Regions from separate parts of the Homo sapiens genome. Here all the other regions are linked to region 3. Evidence: chromatin contacts called from ENCODE Hi-C or POLR2A ChIA-PET data. All regions are on one chromosome and are shown on one strand. The core of a region is the stretch at or near the end of the contact, and the rest is flanking DNA. Distances in the headings are between cores, read along the strand shown. Region 1 has its middle 150 kb from the start of THBS1. Region 2 overlaps FSIP1 (fibrous sheath interacting protein 1). Region 3 has its middle 27 kb from the start of THBS1.

What was found. Hi-C counts contacts between places; a loop is a spot of excess contacts on that map. ChIA-PET counts read pairs that join two places held with the same protein, here RNA polymerase II (POLR2A). Pooled maps may share reads with other maps.
Region 1: a loop to region 3 is called in a map of GM12878, with 2.9 times the contacts of the local background. The contact joins two enhancer-like sites. A Hi-C loop is called at or near these places in 1 of 168 maps with a recorded cell type or tissue (GM12878), 17 of 37 single-sample maps with no recorded cell type and 6 of 50 pooled maps. POLR2A ChIA-PET finds 5 or more read pairs at or near these places in 1 of 52 experiments (PC-3).
Region 2: a map with no recorded cell type shows a loop between it and region 3 (9-fold over the local background). The contact joins two enhancer-like sites. A Hi-C loop is called at or near these places in 4 of 37 single-sample maps with no recorded cell type and 4 of 50 pooled maps. POLR2A ChIA-PET finds 5 or more read pairs at or near these places in 1 of 52 experiments (OCI-LY7).

Annotation. Positions count from the first base shown.
Region 1 is chr15:39,428,961-39,431,801 of GRCh38, reverse strand. No RefSeq gene overlaps it. Among named protein-coding and RNA genes, the nearest start is that of THBS1, 150 kb to the left of the region's middle. Within about 2 kb of position 1,286, at least 5 of the 41 ENCODE cell types and tissues checked have a DNase peak (open chromatin) inside an H3K27ac peak, as active enhancers do.
Region 2 is chr15:39,623,635-39,626,526 of GRCh38, reverse strand. The region is part of intron 10 of FSIP1 (fibrous sheath interacting protein 1); the gene reads left to right. Among named protein-coding and RNA genes, the nearest start is that of THBS1-IT1, 39 kb to the right of the region's middle. RefSeq lists an enhancer at 2,662-2,751. Within about 2 kb of position 1,591, at least 19 of the 41 ENCODE cell types and tissues checked have a DNase peak (open chromatin) inside an H3K27ac peak, as active enhancers do.
Region 3 is chr15:39,553,131-39,555,900 of GRCh38, reverse strand. No RefSeq gene overlaps it. Among named protein-coding and RNA genes, the nearest start is that of THBS1, 27 kb to the left of the region's middle. Within about 2 kb of position 1,345, at least 2 of the 41 ENCODE cell types and tissues checked have a DNase peak (open chromatin) inside an H3K27ac peak, as active enhancers do.

The DNA.
Region 1 (2,841 bases), core at 37-2,536, 120 kb after region 3:
AGAATCAACAATACCTCTGAAGGACCAAACCTATGCAGAGACATGCTCAATTTCATTTATCTAGTGATGGAACTTCATGGAAAGATGGCTAATGCAACATAACATACACTACATGAAGGATGAATCAGACTTCCAAAACTATAGTCTAATTCACTCCTTGAAAATATTCTTTTTCTTTCTTTTTTTTTTTTTTTTCCTGTGGCCCAGGCTGGAGTGCAGTGGTGCAATCATACTTTTGTAGTAAAGTGTCCCTGTGGTTTTGGAATGAGAAATGAGACGTTTATTTTCCTCAACTCACTGCAGCCTCAACCTCCTGGGCTCAAGCTATCCTCAGGCATGTACCACCATGTCTGGATAATTTTCTTTTTCTTTTTCTTTTTTGTAGAAGTGGGGGTCTCACTATGTTGCCCAGGCTAGTGTTGAACCCCTGGTCTCAAATGTTCCTCATGCCTTGGCCTCCCAAAGTGCTGGAATTACAGGCATGAGCCACTGTGCCTGGCCAAAATATTTTTCTTAAACAATGAGTTCTTTTTCATATTACCATGAATTTAAAATTTCTCTGAAATGACCAAAGACCACTTTTTGTTTTCAAAAGATATACAGTACATCCAGGGAGCTGGCTTCCAAGTTTCTTTTTTCTTTGCTGTTAAAGGCAACAATGGAATAAGACTTCAGAAGGTCTCTGTGCTCAGGATGGTGAATGATGTAGGAAATAGCTCCGTACTAGGGACTCTGGGGCAACCAAAACATTGGTACATTGCTTGTCTAGCCTAAACCAGTGGGAACTATTCTCTGGATGCTTTTCCCCTTACGTTTTCCCCTTTATTGCCCTCATGGACAAACTCATACATTGATTTATTCAACATATATTTTGACCTCCACCTATGTGTTAGGCACAGTATCAGGCACTGGGCACCCCATTACATACAGGTCCAAGCAGTCCCTGCCCTCAAGGAGGTTAATATCTAGCCAGAGAGACAACATTATTAGTTTAATAATAATTATACACGTTTTTGTTGTGTAATATTACTGCTTAAAGATTACAATTAGCTCAATTATAAGATAATTTACAAAATGCCCAACGACTAATGAATATGGGTAGTCATTGTCCAAATAGCTGTGCACACATCATCATTTAATTATAGTACTGAAGACAGCTGCACTGGCAAAGTGCAGGGTGTGATGAGAGTGGGTAATGGGGCAACCTGCCCTAGCCGCAGGGGCTGGGGAAAGCTTTCCTGAGGAAGTGGCTGTTAGCAAAAGACTGGGAGAGGGAATAAAAGTTGGCCCGGGAAGAGGAAGTAGAGAGGAAGGACAGAAAATGGTCCAGGCAGAGGCAACAGGACAAGAAAAGGCCCTGGGGCCTTTGAAACCCAGTTCCACTCTTGATCTGCAAACCTTTTTAGGGATACTACAAACTAGTCCCCTTACACTTTTCAAACAAAGAGAGTTCACAGTGCTTTCAGTTGCCCACTTTTATATGCTATCAACAAATTCCTAGCTCCCCCCATTTTCTCCATTTCCTCTGTCCTCAGTCTTCCCCCCACAGTGTTCAGTTACACAAAAGGGCCTACGTGTTTACCAGCCTCTTTCATGACCCTGATCAACAAGCTTTGGTGGAAGACATCTGCGTCTAGACAAAAGATTGGTTAGTCTTTGTGAAAGTAAATGTTCCACGTCTGACTCAACCTGACCAAGAGCCAAGAAAAGGATGATAAGGCTGATGGAAAAGATTTTCTTAATGAATGGCAGTAAAAAACAGCCCAAAGGTGAAGGCAAGAAACAGCCTTGGTGTTTCCTGGGGCTCCTGGCCCCAGACAGGCTCTTGAAAGCACTCAAGGATAAGAGGTAGGAAGGTTATTTCATTTCCTCTCTGCCTCTTTCTATTTTAACACTTTCCTCCCTCTCACGCTAATCTCTATTCCCCACACCTCATGCTCAAAACAGTCACCCTTTAGGTTTTGGGGGGTAAGTATTACCCCTTTCAAGTGGGTTAAAATGTCTGGAATGGAGATTATTAAAGCTAACTTTCCTGGTTATACCTTTTTTTTTTTTTTTTTTAAACTCTTTCAACTTCAGTATCTTGGAAAGTTGAGCCTATCATATCACCAGGAGGATTGAGAGTTTAAACAACAATTACAAATTACGTGGAAAGTTGGAAAAAGAAGAGAGTTCCCTCTATTCTTCCCTGGCATCTCTGGGTGGCTGTTGTCCATGCTGGAGGAGTTGTCACCTTATGTGCCCTTGAGGGACCTCCCCTCAGGAATCAGCAGTGGGATAACCTTGCAGGTGTTTTTTGTTTTTTCCCAGAAATAAGAGACGTAAGCAAGGTTTAAATTCATAGCCAAGTAACATAATTTGCTGTCAAATTTAATGAGAAAAATTTAAAAATTAAAGCCACATCTAATTTTTAAAATACATGATTATGTACTGAGCTCTTTCAACACAGAATCTTACATAGGTCTTCTTTCCTTTTACAATGATCCTTGTAAGGTAAGTCACACAACTGTTTATTTTACAGAAAGGAATCTGAGGCTCAAAGAAATTAAGTCTCTGGCTCAAGATCATAACTAGTAAGTGGCAGAACCGGGATTTGACAGGTGTTTTGATTTTAGGTCCAATGATCTCTTTGTTACACTCACTTCCTCACCTGTGGGCTGTGAGGGACTTTGTTGCTTAAATAAGCTAGGGCTCCAAGAACCCAAGCTTCTAGGATAAATAATAACCCAACCAATGCAGGGTGTCCACTATGATTCACCGTGGCGTCCTTACGTATTTTGGAAGACAGCAGTATTTGAAGGATAAGATTTTTTTTTTTCCTCTAGGATCCTCTAGGAAGGC
Region 2 (2,892 bases), core at 342-2,841, 70 kb before region 3:
GAGATAAGATTTGGGTGGGGACACAGAGCCAAACCATATCGCTGACCTACGGGCAGACTGTGCAAGGCCAGGTACTACCTTCCAGGCCATGCCACATCTCCACCTTCTTTCAGCACCAGTACAAGGTGGAGGGTTTTGGATACACTCCCCTGACCTGGCCTTAAATGAACCCCTGTTTGGGAAGATCCTTTACAGACACAGCACCTCCATCTTCAGGCCAGCTCAACACAGAAGACACATGTTGAAGATCCCAGAGACAGAGTTCTGAGGATACCTTCTCTTCAATTGTGAAGTTTAGATGATATCAAGCAAAGTATTTAAAGTTCTAGAGACTCCTGTGGGCATACATAAGTTCTTTAGGTTTCATTTATACCAGATTTCTCCAATGTGACTCATCTATCAGCTGATTTCCTGCAAGAGGGTGAGGTTTAATCTGGATCCATTGGAGGTTAAGGTATTTAAATAGCTAATGGCCTCCTTGACTACTGACCCCATCACAACCTTCCTTGACCCAACTTATCTCTACACAGTAAAAATAGGCATCATCAAACTGAGAGTACAGAAGGCCTTCACCCATGCAAATGATACTCATAACTAATAATAGCCAATAAACAGTCTTGCCAAGCAGTGGGAGCTAGCTGCTCTAAAGTAACAAACTGGATCTACTTCCCGGAGTAGGGGGTGGAGTAGGTTCCAGTTCCCTCGGAGCATGAGAACTACTCAATCAGGGGCCCCTTTTTAGGCTCTTTATGCAAATCTGTGCACCTCATCTCCTGGCCAGGCTTTTTTAGCTGGGAGTTTGGGGCAGAGGTGCCAGGCCCCCTCCAGCTGTAGAGCTGGGCCCCAGACTTGTTTCGGGAAAGGAAGTGATAGACATGTGATAACAGGGCCATTCCGGCGACTTGCTCAGAACAAAGGGCATCTGATCCAAGTGGACTTGCTGTCTCTACTGCTAGAAAACAGCTACTGTTGGCAATCCTCAAATGGTAATTGTCCCACAAAATGAAAACATAAGAGTCCATTTTCACCAGTCACCCTGTTAGAAAGCAAAGTCACCCTGTTAGAAAGCACAGTCTGGCTCTCCTGCCGAGCACCTCCACACTTTTCTGCTTATGTCCCCGGCAAGCCATGTTTCTAGCCCTTTTTCAAATAGTAGGACTTGAGAATCCTACCTCCTGCTTCTAGCTCCCTCGATCCATGCTCATCCCTAACTTACACACTGGGGTCCCGCTGGCAGCCCACCTCTCTCATTCTGGTACATAGAAACAGAAAGCTTGGATCCTTGAAGCCATGGAGCCAGCCCGGGCACCTGGGCCACGGGAGACGAGCCATCACAGAATGCCCAGGGCCACAGCAGCCTCTCACCAGGCAAACCCATAAGGCAAGCCCTGCCTCACCCGGCTGTTTGGGGAAGATGGGTAGCCTAGGCATGGGTGGGGTCTGATTCTGCACGGTGACTTTGCCATGCCAGGCCCCACATAAAAAGGGCTTCCCACACCACCACAACGTTCATGACCTCGCTTCAGAGCTGTTTGCCGTGACCTACTTCACACTCAGTATTATTCTGTCCACTGAGCCTCCTGGCTGCTGACCTGGGAGCTGACTCACTTTCCTGTTTACAGCCTTGCCTCAACCCTCACTCTTGATGGTGGTTTACATAGTTTCTCTGGCAATGATATTTGCTTCCTTTTTGACTAGAGTTCAGATTCTCTTCTGGCCAGACAGCCTCTGACTATTCTGGTGAAAAATATGCCAGATTGTCCCTGGCCCCCAGGACCCTTTGTCCTTGGTTTGGCTTCTTAAGAGCAGTCTACCTGCCGGACTTGCCTTTATATGATTGGGGTAGCCTCAGTGTAAGAGAGGAAGGTGGGAGAATGGAAAAGGGAGGGAAGGAGCTAGGAGAGGAAGGAAGAACAAGCCCTTTTCTCCTATGAATCCTTAGCGCCATTGATACAGACATTAAAATGAACACCAATTATTTTTCCCCCTTGATTTTTAGATGTGTTTAATCCAAAAGAGCTATAGCAAGTGATGTGAGCCTATTGTGAGCATTCAGACTCGATAGTGCTGTTCTGTAGCCTAACTGGAGTGCCTTTATTTTTCTATGCACAGGTAGGTATTTTCTGACAACTAGTTCTACATTTATATCTCAAATAACTCTTCAGTGAGTACCCAGATTTAATGAGATCAGTGAAGTTTGGAAACACTTCCATCATTAATCTTGTAGTTGACTATAGAACTAAATTAAGTGGCAGGTTCCTTCTGATGGTTACGTACTTCATAGTAATTATAGTTCAAAAATATGATATTTTTGAATCCCTGTTCTGTTGATACCTTCTTGTTTGGGAAATCACCTTACCCACAGCCCTGCCAAAACCTTGGGCTTGGATGGTTGTGTTTCTACCATGTGACCCTCAGTTCAGATGTTTGGACCAGTGGTGGACACTTGAACCTGACACAGGCAGTCCATCAACCTGGCCAGTGACCAACCAGGTTATCTTGCTTGAAAATTTAAGCAAAAGAATATAGAGAGCTAAAGGACATAGTCAGTTGTTGGTGGGTGTGATACTCTTACAGAGTCAGTTCATGCTACATAGGCAAGCTGAGGTTGTGAGAAAGCAGAAACCATCAATAAGCAGAGAAAGCTGGTTTGCAGAGAAGAGGATGCATCAGGCAGGCAGTGAGTGAAGAGATGACATGGACCCAGAAAGACAGATGGGGCACATGACTGGTGCCTGGTGGTTTCTCAGCTCTAGACTCTGAAAGGCCAGTCTATACTCTTATTTCCTGCTTGTCGTTGTCCATGAAATGACTTCTTTGATCTTACAGCAAACCTCAACCCTACCACCTCTTTTTTTGACATAAGGGTTTCTGTTCCTTATAGCCAAAAAA
Region 3 (2,770 bases), core at 96-2,595:
GGGGGGGCAGAGATTGACTCACCAGCAGTTGGAATCCATAGAATTCTACGTGAAGCATTTCCAAGGAGTAGGATCACACCCAGAAGAAGGGGATCTTTGCCCTTCCTGACTCCACAGGGAGCTAGTGGGACAGTGAGATTGGTGGAGACTGCCACAAACATTTCTGTGTAAAAGAAAAGCTTGCTTATTGGCCGGGCCCCAGTGAAAGGGTCTGTATGCCAGGGCTGTCCAGTGATGCTCTCAAGGCTCTCAAGGCCTCTCAGGCACAGAGGCAGAATAGAGGGCAGTGGGGAGCTGGGGGAACTGGGGAGAAAACCCTCTTAAAGAGAACAGGGGCTGACTGAACAATGCAGGGAAAGAGCATAGATTGAGAAGTCCGAGGGACACAAGTTCAAATCCAGACAATTGCATTTGCTAGATGTGTATGGAAGTTGCTCAGTTTCTCCAAGTCATAAGTCTAATAACTGCCTCACAACTCTGCCATTGCAGTTAAAGTGAGCAATACGAATGATGTGCCTCATACAGGGCTTGACTCTTACCAGGCACTCAGCTCATGGTGGCTGTTATTAGCCCAGGGGCAGATACAGGGAATGAAAATTCCTTTCTCCCTTTGACCACCAACCCAACCTCTCCTTTTTCTTCTTAGATTAGGCTGCTGTAGAGGTATGGATGTGTTTCTGGTTTTGGCTGTTTGCACATGCTGATCAAATTATGACAGTAGTGTGAACTTAACCTGAAATTAGAAAGAGAAACCAAATTATGACAGCAGTTGGGCAAAAAGATCTTCAAGTGGATTATTTGGTTAATAGACATTCCCTGTGGCATTTCATTTTTTTTTCTAGAGAGAAACCATTGATAGATATTAATTAGTATTCTGAATGTACTTTGTCTTGGCAATGCCTCTGCTGATCCTGATCTGAAGGTGGGTTGGCTGCCTCCTGTACAGCCTGACCTCCTCTCCAGGGTGCTGGACACTCTTACCCATGTTGATAGTTGAGACATTTTTGTGGTCTGTGTCCTTTTGTTTCTAAAATATAAGGGGTTCTAGTGAATTTTCCTCCAATGAGCTAGTTTGCCTTTTTGTAAGTAGTCTCAGCTGTCTGCTGTTTTTTCCTATAGATTAAGCCTTGTGGGCTCACCTGTCTCATTTTGCTCTTCTCTCTGGGGGTTGCCCTCATCCCCCTTTGCAAGTCTTCTTCTGGTATCTTTCAGGGGTCTTTTGTTCTCTCTTCCACATTGTTAATTAGAATGCAGAATCCAATCTGGAGTGAGCAAGCACTGACCCCAGGGCACCCTGCTAAGCACCTCTTCTTGCTGGAGATGTGCCACAGAGCCTCACCTTTCCTTCGTAATCTTTTGTTAGTGTTCAACCCATGTGACTTGCTCTCCCTGCCAATTTGAACCTTTAAATGTCAGCAATTAAAATTTCATGAGCTGTTGTATGAAATGCTGCAACTCAAGCCCCAAACACAGCAGCTGCTGTGTTTCTTTTGTCTTCTCATATGGTTACCCTTTCCAAAACAAGATATCATGTTGTTTTGGATTTTTTTGTCCTTAAGAAAGCCGTTTTGCTTATTGCTTGAGACATTCCACTGTCCTTGATACATTTACAAACTATATTTTTAGCCACAACTATCCTTACTTTGCTAATTACAGATTTACAGGTGCTGGTTAGTTTCAGAACAAATGTCCAGACATTTTCAGTTTCCACTCCCCTCCACCCATCTGCTTCCCAGTAAGTTGTGAGAAATAATGAAACTTTTCACTGGTTTCTTACTCAGATCTTTGAACACCCCAAACTACTTATCACCTGGCCCCTTTGATTTGTAAATGTTCAGGTTGTCCAATTACTGTTTTTTGTATTATTTTCCATCAGCTCTATTTGTAGAGTCTATGAAGTCATGGCATAGTATCTAGTTTCCTTTTTATAGAGGAGTTCCTATCTGTGAGCCATGGTTTTCAGCTGAGGCCGTGCATTAGAATCCAGGGTGGAGTCTTTAAAAAATTCAGATACCCAGATACCTTTCTTATCCCCTATGGAATATTGATTTAGAAGGTTTGGGGTGGGGATATGAGCATTTATATGTTTCTAAAAGCTCCTGAGTTAATTCTAAGGGCACCCTGGTTGATAGCCACATTATGGACTGAGTCCCAGGTCTGTGGTATCGAGACCACCATACTGACTGGCCCCAGTAGGCCCTGGGGCCTGGTCTATGGACCCTGAGCCTGGGTTCTAGCTTCTGTTACCTCTCCCTGATGGAGAGGGTCCATTTGAGCAGGGGCTTGGCTATATGGAGAAGGTTGATGGGAAGACATGAAAGGAGGGCTTGGTAGGTGGAGAGAAGGGCAGGATGAAGCAGAAGACTGTCGCTAGTGTAGGGAAGACACGGCTGAGTTACAGCTTAGCCCAGAATGCCTGAGAGAGAGTGGTGGGAGTCCAGGTTGGATGTGGGTCAGGGCCTTGAACAACAGACTTCACGTGTACTTTACTCTTCATAAAAAGCAGTGGTGGAGGCCAGCCCTAAGGTATTGCCAGGTAATAATAGATGGTGAATCCCTGTAACGTCACCTCTGTAAATAAAGCCAAGTTTTGTCTTTCTTCTCTTCATTATTTCCAGGACAGATTATATAGAATCCAGAGCTCTTTGAAATAATTAAGAATGCACTTTGCTTTTCATGATCTTTCTTAGGAGGATTATAAAACCGATGGCTTGTTCCACACATTTTGCCTAGAGGCCTGGGTCCTGCCCAGGCGATCCCCTGGATTTCT